Regions from separate parts of the Homo sapiens genome. Here region 1 is linked to region 2. Evidence: read pairs that join two places in POLR2A ChIA-PET (ENCODE). Cell type or tissue: A673. All regions are shown on one strand. Each heading gives the region's core, and the rest is flanking DNA. Links, peaks and the distances in the headings are about the cores only.

Region 1 (5,389 bases), core at 172-5,171, 59 kb after region 2:
GTGTTAAGAAGGTGGGGCTGGGTGGTTGGCCCTAACTGGTATCCCTTTGTTGATAGGAGGAGGAGAGTTTCTGAGGAGATAGGGCAGCTCAAACGAGGGAGAGGTGTGGGCAGTGGGTCAAATACCTCCAAAGGTAAGCCCATATTAGACCGTTTTAGGAGAAGCTGCTTGTGGGATGAGGCAATGGCATCGTTACTTGGGGGGTCATTCCCATCCCTCACTATATGGCCTCAAATTAAACGTGTATTTTATTACCCTCATTCTCTCCCTTTTCCTCTCTTTTTTATTAGAACCCATTCCCAAAGAGAACCAGGTAGATAAACTCTTTTTGCTAAGACCGTGAGTTGTCCATTCACTCATTTGCCCAGTAGGTGTAGATTGTATACCTACGCCCTGCCATACACAGAGGAAGGCGCTAGGATAAGAAATCCACGCAGACCAGCACCACTCTCAGGTTTACAGAACCCAGAGAGAGCTTCAGGTAAACCTGGTATGACAAATTCTTGAAAATTTCACCCCCTCTTGAGTGGATCCCACCTCCCCTTCTTTGCTACCACCTCTTTTGTCAGCCTTCTTCATCCCTCCCGTGGAATCCTGCAGGAGCATCTTAGCTGTTCTGTCTTAGGTTGACAGTCTCTGACTTCGGAACAAGAACCTTGTCCCTTAACAAGATATGTTAGAAGCTTGGGATCTGGCCCCATTTGCTTCCAGAGCCTCCTCCCCTCCGGCTTTCCCATAAGTCACGTATGTCACCCCAGACCAGAGGAGACTCCAGAAGTCTCCTACAGCACAATGTGTACATATTCATCTCTGAACTTTTAGGCTTGTCCCCACTCTCATTCTGTGGTCATTATTCACTTAATAATTATTCTCACCCTTCACAACTCATCTCCACTGGAACCTTCACCAACCTTCTCAGAAAGTTTCTTCCTCCCCTGTGTGCTCCCAGCGCCTTGTCCAGTGAAACCGATCTCCTTGCTTTAATCATTTTCTTACCTGCATGTTTGCTTCCAGAGGCTGTGACCTTTGGGGTCCAGGAAATGTTTCCTAGTGATATCTGTATTTGCCATCCACGAGGCCCCCATCACACTGAAGACGCATGTTAGAGGCCCAAATTATGCTTGAATGAATCAGTGAATGAGATGAAATGAAAAGAAGAAAAGAAAAAATATTTTAAGGGATAAAATACAGTAGAGTTGTGTAAAAGGGCTATGGGAACTCATACCTGGAGTTACTCACTCTACCTAGAGGAAGTGAGGGAAAGGAATCTCCTTTATGCTTTGAAGGATCATTAAGGATTGTCCTCTATTTCTGGTAGAGGTACATTTAAAAGGGGCAGAAAGCACACCTTAGAGGCTGGCAAAATTCCCTAACAGAGATGGGTTAGATTTCCATTACCCTATCATGGGCTCCTGAGTTCACATCATTAAACAGATTCCTATCTGAATATCTAACCCTACTTTCTTATGCATGTTTGTCTTGTCCTGGGAAAATGCAGGAGTCTGTACTTCTCTAGAAAGGCTATTAAAAACTTCTGAGATTATATAATATTTTACCTTTTGCATCTGGCTTATTTCACTTAGCATAATGTTCTCCAGTTTCATCCATGTTGTCACAAAAAACAGAATCTTCTTTTTTATTAAGGCTGAATAATTGCCCATTTTATATATACAAGTTAAGCATCCCAAATATGAAAACCCAAAATGCTCCAAAGTCCAAAATTTTTGGAGTACCAATATGACATTCAAAGGAAATGCTCATTGGAGCACTCTGGGTTTCAGATTTTCAGATTTGGTATGCTCAACCAGTAAATATAACGCAAATATTTCAAAATCTGAAAGAAAGGTAAAAATCCAAAACACTTCTGGTCCTAAGCATTTTGGATAAGGGATACTTAACTTGTGTATATACATCATAGTTAGGTAGGATTAATGGTCTAGAGATGTAAATGTACAGCCTGATCACTATAGTTGATAATAAGGTATTTTATACTGGAAATTTACTAAGAGAGATTTCAGGTGCTCTCACCACACACACACAAAAGATGATAACTATGTAAGGAGATGAATATGTTAATTAGCATGAGTCTAGTAATCATTTCATTATGCATATGTGTATCAAGACATCATGCTGTACACCATGAATATACACAATTTTTATTTAATAAAAGACAGACAGAAATGGCTGGGAGTGACTTGGGCACAAAAGGAATAGCCAGGCCCTGGTGTCTCTTCCTTTCCATCACTTCTGATGTCAGTCTTGCTTCAGTGCTCCCTCCGCATGCAGGCCTGCTCTTATTTGCAGGTCACAATCTCGTGTTCATAAGATCCAAAGTCCAGAGTAAACCTGGATGGGTACACAGGGCAGCTTTTCATAGTCCCATGTCCCATAGTCTCACCAACTCCCACATAAATGCTCTGGGCTTTCAAGTGCTTTAAAGACTCTCCTGGATTTCCCTGTCATTCTTGCTACAAAATTAAGATTAAGAAAGGGAAGAGAGATGGTAATAATGTCAAGAGTAAGGGCACAAGATTTTCTTTTCTTCATGACCATCTTGTAGGAAATGACTAGTTTTTTAATTGCCCATTAAATATGTGTAATTGGCTACTGATTCATTGAAGGCAAGCAGCTCAAATATTTGCATGCATAGATATTTCCTCAAGATATAAAATGCTATGGTGAATGTAAATCTCTCTACAGATGTGGTGATTCTTCCGTACATTGTGTGAGGCACATAACTTAGGCACAGGCTTTCCCATTGCCACATCTATACCCTTTTCTTGACTTTGGAGAAATACTGGCACTTGAATTGAATTCAGTTCCTGTAGCTTTATTTTAATCACCTTCAACTCTACCCTTATCTTATTTCTTGAAAAAAAATTCTACTTTTCTAACTCTCAGTCAAACAAATTAACAAATTTGTGTGTGTATCCTTTCCAAACCTTGAAGAAACCATTTTAATGTTCAGAAAACTATTTATACTTCTGGTAAAAACAAATATTCTACAATGTTTCCTAGCTGTTTTACAAATCAATTTTGAGGAGTTCTGTTATAGAGACAAGTTATAAATATTGGAGCCTGATGATCATCGTCACAATAAAGAGAATAAATAAATATAAAAGTCAAAAACCCCTGAACAGTGATGCCTCTGAAGATACATATCAGCAGGCAGAACATACTCTTCTTCTTTGAAAGAAAGTAAAACTTAACATGAAGGGGAAACATGAAGAACCTTGGAGAATTTTATGTTAGGACATAAAGAAGCCCTGAGCTACTGTATGGATTCAGGCAGAATAGAAGCAAGAGAAATATTGTTTCTCAATGCACTAGGAGCAAAGGAGGCTAAAGAATAGGACAAGGATGAGAGAGGGATGGATGAGAGGAGCAGATGGAGAAGGAGGAGGAAGAAATGGAGAAGGAGAAGGGGGAGATGGAGAAGAAGGGGAAGGAAGGAAGGAAGGAAGGAAGGAAGGAAGGAAGGAAGGAAGGAAGGGAGGGAGGAAGGGAGGGACGGAGGGAGGGAGGGAGGGTGGGAGGGAATGGAGTGAGTTGTCCACTACATCTGACAGCTTAAATGTATTGGTAAATTAACCCCATGAAGGTTAAGTGAAAGAGAAACCACATTGTCAGAATACTAAGGCAGTTCAAAACTAAAGGAAGAGATAAAAAGGCCCAGGAGCACTAGCAACTAGAGTAGGCCAGAAGAGTTAGGACCCCAGCTCTACAGGGAGCCACTGTCAGAGCAACCATGCTTCTCATCCTTATAATTTCTATCAAAGTTTCAGATTTGAAATAGAGAAGATCTGATTGGCCTGGCTTCGGATTTAAAAGCTTCTGGATCAATAGCTATAGCTAATTTTGCGGGGCAGGGGTAAGAGTAGAGGACAGACGTATATCAAAGCCAGTTAAAAAATACCTTTTTAGAGACAGGGTTTCACCATGTTTTTCAGACTGGTCTCTAACTCCTGACCTCAGGTGATCCACCTGCCTCAGCCTCCCAAAGTGCTGGGATTACAGGCGTGAGCCACTGTGCCTGGCCCATCAGAAGCATTTTGAAGAGCTAACAATATAATGGAGAATAAGCAGACAGAATTTCCGTCCCACAGGAAGTTCAGGGGATCTGTATGGGCAAGGCTGCCACCCAATTAGTGTCTATTACCCTAAGTCAAGAAATATTGTTTCTGAGACTGACACAGGAAAATCTGCAAACCAGAAAGCTGTAGACTTATTTCTGCAGGAATTCTTGACAATAAGTCTTCCACTGAAACCCCCAAACCATGTAGCAGCTTATGGAGGTTTCAGTTTTAAGGAGGTAGGGAGAAGAAAGAGAGAGACAGAGAGACAGATGGAGAACATGGTTGAGAGAAAGAGAAGCCTTATCAAGTTAAGGGAAGATCAACTTTATATTAAACAATGTTAGACACCGATTAGGGTTAATAGAAAGAAGTCCAAATTGTACTCACATTTGTGATAATTACTTAGCATAGTACTTGGTACAGTAGATGCATAAATATTAACTAAATCTGAATTCATGCTTTATTTATTGATAGAAAGTCACAAAATATAGGCATAGTAACAGCCATACAGGCTTTACATACAGGCAGTTTGAACTCTGGTATATCATTGCTATGTAACCCTGGACAAAGAAGTTAGGGTCTTTAAACTGAGGACATTAAGGTATATTGATAGAGTTTCATGAAGGTTAAATAAAATAATGTATATAAAATCATATAGTAAGTGCTCAGTAAATATTCACTCCTCTCTTCATCTTCTTATTAAGTGCATGTTCTTAACATCCAGCATTTGATTTCACTAGAAAGCTTATGTTTTAAAACAAAATCTTAAAAAGTTATTCTTATAAATGTAATGTGCTAGACAGAAACTCTAGGTCTTAACTATGTTTCTAGCAGTTCAATGAGACTGTCCATTAAAGGCTGCCGCTATCACCACCTGGTGGCAGCATACTGTATAATTTTTTTAAATTTAAAAATGACATACTCATACATATTTACAGAGTAAAGTGTGATATTTTGATACCTGTATACAATGCATAATAATCAAATTAGGGTAATTAGCATATTTATCACCTCAAATATTTATCATTTCTTTGTGTTGGGAACGTTCAAAATCCTCTCTTCTAGTTATGTAAAAATATAGAATAAATAATTATTAACTATAGTCATCCTTCAGTGCTATAGAACACTAGAACTTATTTCTCGTATCTGAGTATAATATGTGTTCCTTAACCAACACCTTTCCCTATCCCCTCTTCTTTTCACCCTTCCCAGACTCTAGATATCATTATTCTGCTCTTTACTTCTATGAGGTCTTACTTAGCTTCCACATATGAGTAAGAATACATGGCACTTACCTTTCTGTACCTGCCTTA
Region 2 (5,389 bases), core at 120-5,119:
GGCTGAGGAAGAATTGGGACCTGGCTTGGCCTGGTGAGGAGCAGCCTGGGGAGGAGGGGAGAGGTCAGATGGGTCTGTGAAAAAGGAAGATTGGAAAGACTCAGCAACACTTGGGGTTGGGACTGAGGGGACAGGTGGGAGGGAAAGAAGGAAGATTTGGGATGAGTTGCATTGGGAACAGAGACTAGGGAGGGACTGATGTGTAAAAGAATGCCTGGACATCAGGCACCTCAGACCATTTGCCCATTTTATGACAAGAATTATCTAGATCTTGTAGGATGGAAAAATCGAAAGTGCTGTTTTCTGGCTATTTGGAACCATTGTCGAGTTTGTATTGGGGTTAAGCAGCATTGCAGAAGAAAATAAGGCATTTAGGTTTTAGGTCAAGTGTGAGTTGAAGAGGTTTTCAGTTCTTGAGAACACAGGCTAAGGGAGAAGAAGGTGGAAGGTTGCCTGTAGAGAAGGAGGCCAGTCCAGAGAAAAGAGAGGGTAGAGATATGGAGAGAAGGGGTGAGGGGTGCTTGCCCCCCAGGAAAGTGGAGAAGGGGTGGGAGGTGCTTGCCCCCCGGGAAAGTGGAAAAGGGGTAGAGACACAGAGAGAAGGGGTTGGGTGAGCAGCCCTGCGCTGCAATATGGGTGAGCAGCCAAAGCAGGCGTCCCCGCAATAATTAAACACCAAGGGAAGACTGTCTTCATGAGTCCGTGACCAGCACCAGAGTTTTGAGTCCACGGATAAAATGTGTCTCCTTTGTCTCTACCAGAAAAGGAAAGGAACTGAAATTAAGAGAAGGGAGAGATTGAAGTGTGGCGCCAAGGTTGAAAGGAGAAAGAGGTTGAGGGATAGTGAGAGCTTGGAGAAGACAGTAAAAAGCGGCCGCTTACCCAATTTAAAATTGGTGAGATGTTTCTTGGGCTGATTGGTCTGAGGACCAGAGGTTGTAGGTGGATCTTTCTCACAGAGCAAAGAGCAGGAGGACAGGGGATTGATCTCTCAAGGGAGGTCCCCCGATCTGAGTCACGGCACCAAATTTCACACATGTCTGTGTGAAGAGACCACCAACAGGCTTTGTGTGAGCAATAAAGCTTTTTAATCACCTGGGTGCAGGTGGGCTGAGTCCGAAAAGAGAGTCAGTGAAGGGATATAGGGGTGGGGCCGTTTTATAGGATTTGGGTAGGTAGTGGAAAATTATAGTCAAAGGGGGTTGTTCTCTGGCTGGCAGGGGCAGGGGACACAAGGTGCTCAGTGGGGGAGCTTTTGAGCCAGGATGAGCCAGGAGAAGGAATTTCACAAGGTAATGTCATCAGTTAAGGCAGGAACAGGCCATTTTCACTTCTTTTGTGATTCTTCAATTACTTCAGGCCACCTGGATGTATACCTGCAGGTCGCAGGGGATATGATGGCTTAGCATGGGCTCGGGGGCCTGACACAAAGGACCTGAGTAGACATTTTTCCAGGGAAGGCATACAAATGGACAATAGGTACATTAAAAGGTGCTTAACATCAGTAATCATCAGAGAAACACAAATTAAAGCCACAATGGGATACTACATGACACCTATTAGGATGGCTATTATCAAAAAGAGAAGAGATTAAGTGTTTGTGAGGATGTAGAGAAAAGGGACCTTTTGTGAACTGTTGGTGGGGATGTAAGTTGGTACAATAATCATGGAAAACAGTATGGAGCTCCCTCAAAAACAAACAAAAAAAGTGAGCTACCTAATGACCAAACAATCCCATGTCTGGTTATATACCTAAAGGAAACAAAATCAAGATCTTAGATATCTTTTCTCCCATGTTTGTTACAGCTTTACATAGCCAAGCCATGGAAACAACGAAGTGTCCACTGACAGATGAATTCATTTAAAAATGTAGTATGTATATACAATGAAATATTATTTATCCTTAAAAAGATGGAAATCCTGCCACTTGCAACAACATGTTTGAACCTTGACAGCATTATACTAAGCAAAATAAATCAGACAAAAAAGACAAATACTATCTGATCTCATTTTTATATGGATCTAAAAAAGTCAAATTTACAGAAGCAGAAGGTGGAATGGTGACTGAGCAGCTGGGTGGGGGAATCGAGAGATGTTGGTCAAAATGTACAAACATTTAGTTAAAATGAATAAGTTATGGGATTGTAATATACAGTATAGTGACTATGGTTAATACTTTCGTATACTTGAAATTTAATAAGAAAATAGATATTAAATGCTGTCATACATACATACATACACACACACAAATACTAACTATATGAGGTGGTGGATGTGTTAATTAACTTGAGTGCCAGTCACTTCACAATGTATGTATATCAAATTATCATACTATACACCTTAAATTTTTACAATTTTTTCTACCAATTATACCTCAATAAACCCAGGGGCTGGAATAAGTGGACTTTGTCTAAGTCAGTCTTTTGCAAAGTACAGGTCAAAACTCATCAATAGTTCATAAAATCAAATCAGTTGATCACAATGAGTATTTAAAAAAGTGACATAGAATGCAATAGCAAATATCAGAATGTGTCTAATGTAATAAGGATAAATTTTGTTTTATGGCACTCTATCTTCAGTTATATGTGTATAAATGTGTGCATTGTAATAGAAATTGTATTTCTTAGTGTGACAGGAAGGACGGAATGAAGGAAGGAAGGAAGGAAGGAAGGAAGGAAGGAAGGAAGGAAGGAAGGAAGGAAGGAAGGAAACACTGCTCTATACCAACAGAAAAACTGTAGCTATACAATTACGCTGCACCAGCACTACAGTGGGTTGTTGCTTCCAGTAAAGCTCCTGACTATACTGGATCAATCAAGCTGACTGCCTCAGCCAATTTCACAAGGCATAGAATTGTCTCAATTGGTCCAAGAAGATGTCAGTCAGGATGATATACAGTCAATTATATAAGTCCATACCTTCAGTTAAGATTTCAATATATAGCCAGCTCTACTCCCCTAGATTACTTCATCATCATTATTTTTTGCCTTCTGAAACTCAACAAAAATTAAACTCTTCAGGCAACAGCTTTATGTATAGCCATAGCAGTGGATGAACAGTGGGAAGGATTTTAGCTGGCAACAAATATACATACATTTATTAATCTGGTACTTATTGAGTACTTTCTATGGGCAAAATTAACCCAATATGTTAAGAGTAATTAATCACGATAGTGTATATATGCAAAGTTTTCCGTATACACAGATGACTAAATCTGGAGATTACATGGCTTCTCTAAGAGAGATCTTGAAACAAAGATCAGAAGTAAATCAAGAGTCATTTTAGTAAAGAGATAGGAAAGAAACTCATTTGGATTGGGTAGAGAAGTGAGTAGGAGGAGAGAATATGAACACAGAGAATGTAGACAATGTTTTGGAAACTTTTTTCTTAAGTTTCATTTTGTTTGGGAAAAAAAGAAGAAAATAGACTATGCTTGGATAGAGTAGCCAAATCAAAAGAGATATTGCTCAGTTTTTATATTATTAGATGGGAAGGATTTGATCACCTTTAAAGGCTGAAGGAAAATTTCTCGGAGATAGGATATTTCCACATATCCACCTTTCAGGAGTAATTGGACTTAGATAATGCTGTCAGTAATCCTATTATCCACTGTGATGGGAATCATTCTGGATATCTGTGGGGGTCTCCACTATAAACAATCCCCGGCCCCTGTTGCATCAATGCAGGACAGCTTCTATTACAGTTTGACTTATGATGTTTCATCAGAAGTTAAGTCCAGTAATAAGCCTTAGACTCCTAATCTGGTCTGTAAGAGTATCCATAGCACTTGAAAGTCCCCTGCCCCCGAAGCTTGGGAAGGGGTTGGGTAAGTGGATAGCAGTGAGAAATGGCAAATTCTGTCTCATGATTCTCATTCATTAGAAAGACAAAGCTCAATCCATCTAACTGATTTAAATGCCACCTACCATCTGGATTTTTCTGGGTTTTTGTTCCAATGTAAGATTGAATCCTGGTGGGAGGGGAGCACAGGGAAGTGCATTTGACATCCATAACATCGGATCCTGGCACTTTCTCCTTACCATTCCCAGCAATTCTTGTTGCTGACGCCCAACATGCACAATAGGCAAATTCATTTCCAAAGCAAAGGTAAACCTGCTTGTCATTTTTGCCTTCAACATGTCATATGAAGGTGCATATCAGTGTTGGTCAGGGGTGAGGACTACTCCTGAGAAAAGTAGAAGGAAAACTTAGGAGAAAATAGAAAGGTTGTTGGACCTTACGGTTTTTGTGGAGTTCTGCAGAGGCAACAAAGGATGGAACCTCAGGAGTAGAAGGACCATCAGCTCAGATGTGAGCATTCTCTCTACAGTGTCTCCCCAAGCCATTATCCAGCCTGGGAGGACATAATCTCATCTCAGTGACAGGGACATCTTATGTGGTAGCTATTGATAGCTTTGGACAGTTCTCATGACTAATGTTTCTTCATATGTAGCTGAAAAACTCCTTACTCATTGGAATTTTACTCTGATTTTAATAAGAAATAAGGGGAAGAATGACTAATACTAATACTAATACTAATACTAATACTAATAGTCAGAACATCAACATGTCAAGTACTCCTTGTTTAATACTCACCATAGGTCCAAAAGCAGCTAAGCACTTAATAGACGTTATCTCAAAGGAATAAGAATAATGCTCGTTCCACATCTGTGACAGGCTAAATAATGGCCCTCCAAGATGTCCACATCCTAATACCCAGAACCTGTGAATATATTGTATCGCAAATGAGGATTAAGGTTGCTAAGCCACTGATTTTAAGACAGGGAGATTCTCCTAGGTTATTTGTGTGAACACAAGGTCAACACAATGATCCTTAAAATGGGAACGTGTCATAAGAGTCAATGTTAGAGTCCACTGCATCCAGTGTGAAAAAAACTCAACGGGCCACCACTGACTTTGGCTTTAAAGTTGGAAGGGGCCACAGTCAAGGGATGTAGGCAGCCTTCAGAGGCTGGAAATAAGAAAAAAATGGATTGTCCCCTAGAGCCTCCAGAAGGAATACTTCCACCAACACTGTGATTTCAGCACAACCTTGTCAGACTTCTGATCAGACTTACAGATCAGTAAGATAAAGCATTTGTGTTGTTTTATGCCACTAAGTTTGTGGTAATCTGTCACAACAGCAATGAAAAACTAGCACAACATTGAAATCCCTTGCAAAAGTCAGTTATACACCATGTTTTGTTCCCAGGCTAAGCATCCAGGCTCTTACCAGCAAAACCTGGCTTACACACAAAGTATAAAGTATTAAGGCTGTTTGGCTTGATTTGGCTTGGTTGGTATTAAATGTCATATTTAATACAACCAGGATGACTGTTTTCCAGAATGATACCTTTAGGAATCATTATATATTCTTCCTCAATGCTGT

Evidence for each region. Peaks named below come from ENCODE experiments on the same cell type or tissue, not always from the same donor. Only the 100,000 strongest peaks of a DNase experiment are listed, where the experiment ranks them.
Region 1: POLR2A ChIA-PET joins it to region 2 with 7 read pairs; 1 of 35 experiments calls an interaction of 5 or more read pairs at or near these places.

What each region holds. Positions count from the first base shown.
Region 1 is chr1:163,528,483-163,533,871 of GRCh38, reverse strand. No RefSeq gene overlaps it. Among named protein-coding and RNA genes, the nearest start is that of NUF2, 210 kb to the right of the region's middle. In A673, for the core only: a CTCF peak has its summit at 4,967; a DNase peak (open chromatin) is centred at 4,931; H3K27ac peaks cover 1,010 bases.
Region 2 is chr1:163,587,347-163,592,735 of GRCh38, reverse strand. No RefSeq gene overlaps it. Among named protein-coding and RNA genes, the nearest start is that of NUF2, 270 kb to the right of the region's middle. In A673, for the core only: no CTCF peak of the experiment used is centred there; DNase peaks (open chromatin) are centred at 2,825 and 3,725; H3K27ac peaks cover 4,621 bases.